Linked DNA regions of Homo sapiens: region 1 is linked to region 2. Evidence: read pairs that join two places in POLR2A ChIA-PET (ENCODE). Cell type or tissue: CD4-positive, alpha-beta T cell. All regions are shown on one strand.

What was found. ChIA-PET counts read pairs that join two places held together with the same protein. Peaks named below come from ENCODE experiments on the same cell type or tissue, not always from the same donor. Only the 100,000 strongest peaks of a DNase experiment are listed, where the experiment ranks them.
Region 1: POLR2A ChIA-PET joins it to region 2 with 5 read pairs; 2 of 35 experiments call an interaction of 5 or more read pairs at or near these places.

Annotation. Positions count from the first base shown.
Region 1 is chr12:112,914,482-112,919,481 of GRCh38, forward strand. OAS1 (2'-5'-oligoadenylate synthetase 1) reads left to right here. Exons shown (of 6, transcript NM_016816.4): 4 at 2,028-2,257; 5 at 3,066-3,219; 6 at 4,908-5,000. Among named protein-coding and RNA genes, the nearest start is that of OAS1, 10 kb to the left of the region's middle. In CD4-positive, alpha-beta T cell, no CTCF peak of the experiment used is centred here; no DNase peak of the experiment used is centred here.
Region 2 is chr12:113,230,479-113,235,478 of GRCh38, forward strand. The region is part of intron 2 of TPCN1 (two pore segment channel 1); the gene reads left to right. Among named protein-coding and RNA genes, the nearest start is that of TPCN1, 12 kb to the left of the region's middle. RefSeq lists enhancers at 1,010-1,560, 2,629-2,738, 2,759-2,898, 2,821-2,990 and a cis regulatory region at 2,906. In CD4-positive, alpha-beta T cell, a CTCF peak has its summit at 3,031; a DNase peak (open chromatin) is centred at 2,933; H3K4me3 peaks cover 827 bases; H3K27ac peaks cover 440 bases.

The DNA.
Region 1 (5,000 bases), 320 kb before region 2:
GGTAGATCTACTTTTAGTTCTATAAGGAATCTCCACACTGTTTTCCATAGTGGTTGTATGAGTTTACATTCCCACCAATGGTGTAAAAGTGTTCCCTTTTCACCACATCCACACCAACATCTATTATTGTTTGATTTTTTATTATGACCATTCTTGCAGGAGTGAGGTGGTATCACATTGTGGTTTTGATTTGCATTTCCCTGATAATTAGGGATGTTGAGCATTTTTCCATATGCTTGTTGGTATTTGTTTTTTTTTTTTTTTTTTCATTATTATACTTTAAGTTTTAGGGTACATGTGCACAATGTGCAGGTTAGTTACATATGTATACATGTGCCATGCTGGTGTGCTGCACCCATTAACCCGTCATTTAGCATTAGGTATATCTCCTAATGCTATCCCTCCCCAATTCCCCCCACCCCGCTTGTTGGTATTTGTATATCTTCATTTGAGAATTCTCTGTTCATGTCCTTAGCCCACTTTTTGATGAGATTTTTTTTTTCTTGCTGATTCGTTTGAGTTCTTTGTAGATTCTGGATATTAGTTGGATGTATAGATTGTGAAGATTTTCTCCCATTCTGTGGGTTGTCTGTTAACTCTGCTAATTATTTCTTTTGCTTTGCAGAAGCTTTTTAGTTTAATTAAGTCCCATCTATTTATCTTTGTTTTTGTTGCATTTGCTTTTGGGTTCTTGGTCATGAAGTCTTTGCCTAAGCCAATGTGTAGGAGGGTTTTTCCAATATTATCTTCTAGAATCTTTATGGTTTCAGGTCTTAGATTTAAGTATTTGATCGATTTTGAGTTGAATTTTGTATAAGGGGAGAGAGAAGGATTCAGTTTCATTCTTCTACATGCAACTTGCCAATTATCCTAGGACCATTTGTTGAATAGGGTGTCCTTTCCCCATTTTATGTTTTTGTTTGGTTTGTCAAAGATCAGTTGGCTGTAAGTGTTTGGCTTTATTTCTGGGTTATCTATTCTGTTCCATTTGTCTACGTGACTATTTTTATACCAGTACCATGTTGTTTTGGTGACTATGGCCTTACAGTATAGTTTGAAGTCTGATAATGTAATGCCTCCAGATTTGTTCTTTTTACTTAGTCTTGCTTTGGCTATGTGAGCTCTTTTTTGGTGCCATATGAATTTTAGGATTGTTTTTTCTAGTTCTGTGAAGAATGATGGTGGTATTTTGATGGGAATTGCATTGAATTTGTAGATTGTTTTTGGGAGTATGGTCATTTTCACAATATTGATTCTACCCATTCATGAGCATGGGATGTGTTTCCATTTGTTTGTGTCATCTATGATTTTCTTTCAGCAATGTTTTGTAGTTTTCCTTGTAGAGTTCCTAGTTATTTTAAAGTCTGTGTTCGGTCTTTCAGCATTTAAAGTTTGTAGGTTTATTACTATTTCTCTTCTTTCTGTTGGTCATAACTCTTAGTGTTTTGTTTCCTTGTGTGCCTGGTTACATATGTGCTGGTCATTGTATTTGAAAATTATGTGTGAAATAATTTGAGGTTTTGGATTATGTATATTCCTCCAGAAAGAATTTCATTTGCTTCTGTGCATTTCTTAGGAACATTACAAGTCCTTCTTCTCAGTTAATTTTCGTAGTATCTTTATCAGATAGGTGCTATTACAACCACTCACTTAGCAGATGAAAATCATGAGGCTCTGAGAGTCTAAGTCATCTACTTAGAATTGGACAATGGTGAAGCCAGGATTCAAACCCACATCAATAAGAATCCAGCGCTCTTAACAAGGGGCCAGTACACTTTTTTAAAAAATAAAAGGCTAGATAGTAAATATTTTAGACTTTGTGGACTGCACAGCCTCTGTTGCAACTACTCAACCCTGCCTTTGTAGCATGAATGCAGTCATAAACTATACATAAATGAATGAGCCTGGATTCGTTCCAAGGAAACTTTATAAAAACAGGTGGCAGGCTGGATTTGGCCCATGAGAAGTGTAGTTTACACAAAAGTTGAGCAAACCAATTTTTTTCTGATTGTTTTTCCTCTTCTCAGTGTAAGAAGAAGCTTGGGAAGCTGCCACCTCAGTATGCCCTGGAGCTCCTGACGGTCTATGCTTGGGAGCGAGGGAGCATGAAAACACATTTCAACACAGCCCAGGGATTTCGGACGGTCTTGGAATTAGTCATAAACTACCAGCAACTCTGCATCTACTGGACAAAGTATTATGACTTTAAAAACCCCATTATTGAAAAGTACCTGAGAAGGCAGCTCACGAAACCCAGGTATGCTATCCCCACATGGCTTAGCTCCCCTATGTAAATGAACACCTGGATACAGGTACAGTGCCTTGGAAATGGAGGAGGTGGGAGGGCTCCCCACTTAGTGAGAATCTCCTGTTGCCCATCATTGTACTGGGCATTTTACTACTGCCATCTGTTTTAAACACCTACCTCCAACCCTGTGAGGCAGGCACTATGCCAATTATTTTACAGGTGAGTAAACTGAGGTTCTGAGAGGTAAGGAGCTTGTCCAACCCTTAACAGAAAATGAGTAAAATAGCTGCAGTTTGAACTGAAATAAGAACAGCAGCAACAACAATGATAGTAATTGCTCCCAGGTATTGAAAGCTTGTTGTAAGACTAACACATGCTAATATAATAGTAAAAATTATTAGCAATATTACTGATATGTATGTTATGTTCTAGTCGCTGTGCTGAGCATTTCATATAACTGGGCTTTTTCTATCCTCACAGCATAGCCTTTGAGATAGGTATGTGGAACTATTCCCATTTTACAGATAAGAATCCTGAGGCTTAGAGAGTTCAAGTGACCTACCCAAGGGCACATCACTGATAAAGGGCAGAGGTGGGATTCAAACCCACATCTGTCAGGTGCAAGTGCAAGGCTCCTTCTCCTCATGCTCACTGCCTGCTGGGGAATAGGGCACTGGGGACATACCCCAGGGAGCCCTTCCTCATGTTCTGAGTCCCAGTTCATCCCATGCTGCTATTTTGCTCTCCCAGGAGCATCTGGACTCCCTAGACAGAGCCCCAGCTTCTCACCTGTCCCTCTCTAAATGCTGCTCTGCAGGCCTGTGATCCTGGACCCGGCGGACCCTACAGGAAACTTGGGTGGTGGAGACCCAAAGGGTTGGAGGCAGCTGGCACAAGAGGCTGAGGCCTGGCTGAATTACCCATGCTTTAAGAATTGGGATGGGTCCCCAGTGAGCTCCTGGATTCTGCTGGTGAGACCTCCTGCTTCCTCCCTGCCATTCATCCCTGCCCCTCTCCATGAAGCTTGAGACATATAGCTGGAGACCATTCTTTCCAAAGAACTTACCTCTTGCCAAAGGCCATTTATATTCATATAGTGACAGGCTGTGCTCCATATTTTACAGTCATTTTGGTCACAATCGAGGGTTTCTGGAATTTTCACATCCCTTGTCCAGAATTCATTCCCCTAAGAGTAATAATAAATAATCTCTAACACCATTTATTGACTGTCTGCTTCGGGCTCAGGTTCTGTCCTAAGCCCTTTAATATGCACTCTCTCATTAAATAGTCACAACAATCCCATGAGGCATTTTTAAAAATTTTTTATTATTTTAGATTCAGAGGGCACATGTGCCATTTGTTACACAGCTATATTGTGTAATGGTGGGGTTTGGGCCTCTATTGATCCTGTCGCCCAAATAGTGAACAGAGTACCCAAAAAGAATTTTTTCAACCTTTGCCTTTCTCCCTTCCTCCTCCCTGTTGGAGTCCCTAGTGTCTATTGTTCCCATCTTTAGCAGATGTTAAGTATTTGATTTTCTGTTTCTGGGTTAATTCACTTCGGATAATGGCCTCCAGCTGCAACCATGATTTCATTCTTTCTTATGGCTGCATAATACTCCATGGTGTAGATATACCACACTTTCTTTATCCAGTTCACACTGATGGGCACTTAAGTTGATTCCATGACTTTGCTATTGTGAATCGTACTGCGATAAACATACGAGTGCCGGTGTCTTTTGATAGAATGATTTCTTTACCTTTGGGTAGATACCGAGTAGTGGGATTGCTGGGTTGAATGGACATTCTACTTTTAGTTATTTGAAAAGTCCCATGAGGCATGTTTTCTATCATTCCCATCTTACAGATGAGACAAAGGCTCAGAGAGGTGAGGTCACTTGCTCAAGGACATCAGCTAACAAGTGGTGGAAATGGAATTCAAGCTCAGTGGACTCTAAAGCCAGTGCTCATGTCACTGTGCTAAACAGCCTGCCTTGTCACATCCCCACCTCTCATCTGACCAATGGGAGACTCTGAGCAGCTGAGTGACTTGGGTTGTCACACAGCTAAACAGGGGCAAAGGACCCAGTCTTGGATCTTTCCACCTCCAAGCAGGAATCTGTCTGATTCCAGGGGATTGATGATGTTGCAGATGGCTAGGAAGCAGACTCCAGGATGGAATTTAGTATGCAGGATGTTCTGGGGGAGAGCCACTGGAACCAGCACTCAGGGAAAGGGGGGAAGAAAGGATAGGAAGGAAGCATGAAAGAGAATAGGGAGAAGTGAACAGGGATGCAGAGCGAATGCCAGTTTCAGCCAACTCCAAGGACAGCCCTGGAGCTGGAATGGCCTTTAGAGCTGCCCCATGGTGACAGAGGTGGCCAGGCTTCTATACCCCTACGTGGATCACTCACTGTGCTTGGGCACCTTGGGAAAGGGCATGGCTTTGAGCAAAAGGCTCTCTGCAGCTGAGGCAACCCCTAAAAGGGCTGACGGCTGAAGTCTGTCTGCTGACCACTGTCCCAGCAGCTGGGGCTTGTTAGTCCTTCCTCAAAGGGGGATCCAGATGGCATGTCACAGTGTCTACCGTAAATGCTCACTGAATCCAGCTGCAATGCAGGAAGACTCCCTGATGTGATCATGTGTCTCACCCTTTCAGGCTGAAAGCAACAGTGCAGACGATGAGACCGACGATCCCAGGAGGTATCAGAAATATGGTTACATTGGAACACATGAGTACCCTCATTTCTCT
Region 2 (5,000 bases):
GGCTCCCAAATGGTTACCTTTTTGCTGTGTCCCCACGTGATTGTCCCTGAGTCTGTGTGTCTGTCCTCTTCTGATAAAGACACCAGTCCTATTGGATTAGAGCTCATCCATATGACCTTGTTTTATCTTAGTCACCTTTAAAGGCCCTTTCTCCAAACACAGTCACATTCTTTCACCATGTTGGCCAGGCTGATCTCAAATTCCTGACCTCGAGTGATCTATCCGCCTTGGCCTCCTGAAGCGCTGGGATTACAGGCATGAGCCACCATGCCTGGCCCATCCATTTGTCTTTGTATCACATAGCTCAGTGCCCACAATATGCAGGTACTCAACAAATAGTGGTCAGAATCAACGTACTTGGATTTCTGGGGCCTCGCAGCCCATGGGAGTGGCAGTGTAAGGGCCCGAGTTAGAGGTGGGCAGCCTCCCTCCTGCCGCCTCTCCTCACCATTGCTTTGAGTCCCATTGCTCTCAGCACAGCTGAGTGTCCTGGTGGCTGCCATCACTGACCTTTGTCTTTGGTTGCTGTAAACCTTTGAAGTACTAAGGAGTTGGCAGAATGCAGATGCAGGCCATCCGCGGAGTTGGCAACGACATGAGCATGGGCTACTGGGAACGAAGCAAGCTTTCTAAGGCTGAGTCACCATCAAGCCTGGCCTTTGTTTTGGCCCAGCAGCCGCTGAGGCCTTCTCAGCACTGTACCTCCACGCTCCATGTCTGGTTGGGCACCCCTAACAAAACACCATGGACTGGTGGCTTAAATGACAGAAATCTAATTTCTCACAGGTCTGGAGGCTGGAAGTCCAAGACCAAGGTGTCAGCAGGTTTGGTTTCTTGCGAAGCCTCTTTCCTTGGCTCGCAAATGGTTATCTTCTTGCTGTGTCCCCACATGATTGTCCCTGAGTCTGTGTGTCTGTCCTCTTCAGATAAGGACACCAGTCCTATTGGATTAGGGCTCATCCATATGACCTTGTTTTACCTTAATCACCTTTAAAGGCCCTTTCTCCAAAGACAGTCACATTCTGAGCTACTGGGGGTTAGGACTTCAGCCTATGAATTTGAGGGGGACACAGTTCAGGCCATCACACTCCTACCCATTCTTCAGAGGCAGGGACTGAGGAATCTGGCTGTGCTGCCTGTGACCTTTAACCCTATGTGAGGGCCTTATCCCTGCAGGAAACTGGAGGGTTTGGGTTTTTCTCCTTATATGGGCAATTGTGGATTTAATCCAAGACTCAGACATCTTTGGGCTCTAAGTGCGGCTGCTGCAGTGCTAATGAATGACTCACAGGCAGCATGGTGTCAGGTTGATAAAGGAGGCAGGTATGAGCAGAGGTATTTAAAGCCTGGAAACTAGGAATAACCTTGAAAACAGTCAGCGGGGCCACTGTTAGAGCAGTGTAGAGACAGACCACAGTCCACACCGCGTGACAGGCGGTGGTCTCACCCACCACATTCAGGGAATCAGGACGAGTCTGAATGTAGTGGGCAGTCCAAGGAATTTCCCAGGGTAACTCTGGTCACACTCAGCTCTGCCTTCTCCCTGCCTTTAAAGCCAGCTGCTGCCTAAGATGGGCTGGACCATGTGCCTTTTCTGAGTGAAGGAAGGATTGGGCTCGCGGGGGCTGGCTGAGGTCTGAGCAGGATGCTCCGTCTCTGCTTTGGTGCCGGGTTGTTTATGGTTTTCAGGTGACAGGTCCTGCAGCTAAGGCCCAAGGTCACAGCGCAGAGAGCTGACCTCTCCCTCCTTCACGCCGATGCCTGGCACATCATCTGGAGTTCCCTAGGACACAGTGCAGCCTCAGCAATGTGGAGGATCCCTGCCCCCTGGCAGGGGCCCCCATGTGGCACCCTGGTCCCCTTTTCAGGGTCTTCATGCAGCCAGGGCGAGTTGGCACCAGGCTCAGTCAAGGTGGGCCAGAGCTGTTGGCCGCAGGGCCGCCGTAGCCAGGAGGAGTTGGGAGAGATCCTCGCCGGCTGGCACCAGAGAAGAATACACCCCGAGGTGTGCGCTCCATCACTGATGTCTGTGCCGTGGCTCTGCCTCTGACCAGATGGCCCCAGCATACTTGCCAAAGAGTGAAGAAGCCCAAGGGGCTTGCACAGCTTTTGTCACTTGTGATACCATGGTGAGTGGAGTGGTTGAGCTGAGTATAGTGCTTAGCTGCTCTAAGCCTCAGCCTGCTCATCTGTAGAATGTGACCATGATGGCATCTACCAGTAGAGTCGTCATGGGGGATTGAGTGAGAGCATGTGTGTGATCACATGGTCAGTGCTCAGCCGGTCATAGGCATTATTATCATGGCAGAAACTGGGCTTCCTTGGAATATCCTCCATGAGCAGAGGTCCTGAACCCAGGCCACGATTCAGATCCTTCTTGCCTCACTCCTGGCACAGCAGGTGGCCCCTGCCAAGCTGGGACGCCTCCGTGTAGCAGCTGGAGACCAAGCAGCAATTAGATTTTCACAGGCTCCCACCGAGCTTGGGCATTTGGCTCCGCTGGAGTCATTCCCCTGGCTTTTTCAGGGCCTCACCAAGGCAGAGCGTCGGGTGTCACCAGACCAGCAGTGGTGCCAATTAAAATGAGTAAGCATCCAGCATGCTGGGCGAGAGCCTTGCAGCCGAGCCTTGGAGCTTTCACTTCCTCAGCCCTCCACATCTTCATGGGGGGGATCCTGTCTGTTGCCTCAGGCCCCCTGCCATGAGATGCCATCTCTTCCCGTCCCCCTTTCCCGCACACAAGACGCTGCCGCTCTAAATGGCAGTCGTGGCAGCTGGGTGCAGGCTGAAGCACCTGCCACTCTCCTCCCCACTCGCCTGGGGGAGGGCTGAGTTCACGTTTCCTCTGAGAGCGCTTCATGAGCCAGAACCGTGAACTTCTCAGCTTCCCCATCGGGGAGGCAATATGGGAGGGCTTGGATGGCTCACAGCAGCGTGCCGCTGGGGGCATCAGGTTGCAGTGCCCTCTGCGGGGAGGTTTCAAATGACAGCAAGGTAGCCCAGGAACAAACCTGGAGTGACGTCAATCTTGAGACAGCCCCCACGCCGCCTTCCTGCTCCAGGAGCCCTGGGTGGCTCTCCATTCTTGCCCTTGGCTAGAGTGAATCCTCTGGTTCGGACATCCTCTGACTGTCACCCTTCTCCCCGCAGTCAGGTATGCCTGGGGAGAGGATGTGCCTGGGTCAGGGTATGTGCAGTCATAATCATGGCCTGTGGGTGTTGAGCCCTCGCCGTGTGTCAGGCGGTATCCAAAGCACTTTTGTGCTGCTATCATTTGGTCCTCCCTCCCAGCAGATTTGGGGGGCCGTTACTTTCAATATCATCTCAAAGAAGAGGAAACGGAGGCTCTCAGAGGTTGAAACTTATCCAAGGTCACAAAGACACTTTGACTTCCTTTGAACCCATGTCTAGTGACTCCAGAACCAGTCTCTTACCTAGTATGCCCCCCTCCGTGAGGTAGAGCTCTGTGGAAGAGGTAGCATTTTAGGCTGAATTTCTTTGTTTCCCAAAAGGAAGTTGGTTTCTATCTTTATCCTTTTTTTAAATTAAACTTTTATTTCCTCCAAGGCAATTATTCTAAATGGAGTTCCATACCTAGAGCTCCCTTTCATATTGTAAAAATAGCACAACTGATGGCGTTTCATGGTGAAGCTGTGTTGGATCATCCCAGAGAAGCTCCGAGACAGGGCAAGTGAACACCAGACCACAAAGGACAGCTACAGTGTCACCATCTGTGGAAACTAGGCTTTTCCCCCATGCACGCCTTTTCCTGATTCTTCCTCTGCATAGAGACATTTGGCTACTTTTTCCATCATGGTGGTTAGAACAAGAAAATTTGGGCGGAAAATGGGAGTTCTCAGGAGCCAAGATTTGGGCCTGGGAAAGGAAGGATGAAGAGGAGCAGTTTGGAGCGGGGCATGAGGTTAGACTCTCAAGGCCAGGTGGGCTTGCTGAGGGCAGTGATCCTCTGAGGTTGTTGACTCCCAGTGGCAGGTGACCCCTTATCAGGACTTGCCTGGTAGAAGTCCCTGGACTGAGCCAGATAACTAAATTGGGACCATTGGTGCTTGTGTTGCCTTTTGTACCGGGTACCCTTTACGCCTTGTTTGCTTTTTGTTGGAGATATTTATCTCCTTGTAAAAAGTGCAGTTCTTTCCCTACCCCAGTCATGAGGCTCTGGCTCAGAGGAGGTACAAGATTGTAGCAAAAAATTTGAGAGCTGGGCCACCCTGGGGCCTGCCGGACCAGGGGCATACTGGGGCCAGTGTGCACTCTCTGAAGGGACAACTGTGATTTATTCTGGCTAATCATTGTCGTGTAGGATCACAGGCTGATTGCTAGCACATTTGCCAGTTTTTCAAAAGAAATTAGAACCTATATTTTTAATCAAAAGTCTTTTGATTTGTAAATAGTGGCAACCAATTCATATATGTCTTCAATGTATAGTGAAATCTGGTCAGTAGGCTGCCCCTGCTCTCTCTGACGTAGAACATACCGATTCACCCTTTGTTTTCTGTTCAGAGCAGACTACTTCAAATTAAGGAAAAGAGTACAAAACCAACAACAAACTCTCCATGGCCCTTGAGGTTATCTTCCTCTTCCAGTGGCTTCCAGTGGGAATCAGAACAGGTCAGGCAGTCTCCTCTTTGCCACTAAATGCTTTGCCCAAAGAAAGACCAGATTTCATTTGGCTTTGGGATCAAAGCTGGGGCTGGAGGGTGGAGGTGTCAAGCCAGGCCAGGCAAAGGGAGATTTGAAGCCAGAGCAGGTGGGCGCATCTCCCAGGAAACCCTGCATCATTCTTTCCTGGTGATTCTTTCCTTCTTTGTTATGGTTCACATGAGTCTATGGAGTGCTCATTCTACATTCTCCGTTCTTATCTTCATCCTATGCAACTTTAGACCGCTACTGTTTTTTAAAAGTGATTTGATTTGGGCTGTAACCTTTTTTTATTGTTGTTAGCTTTGACTTTGAAATGTGTAATAAAGATTCAAGTGAGC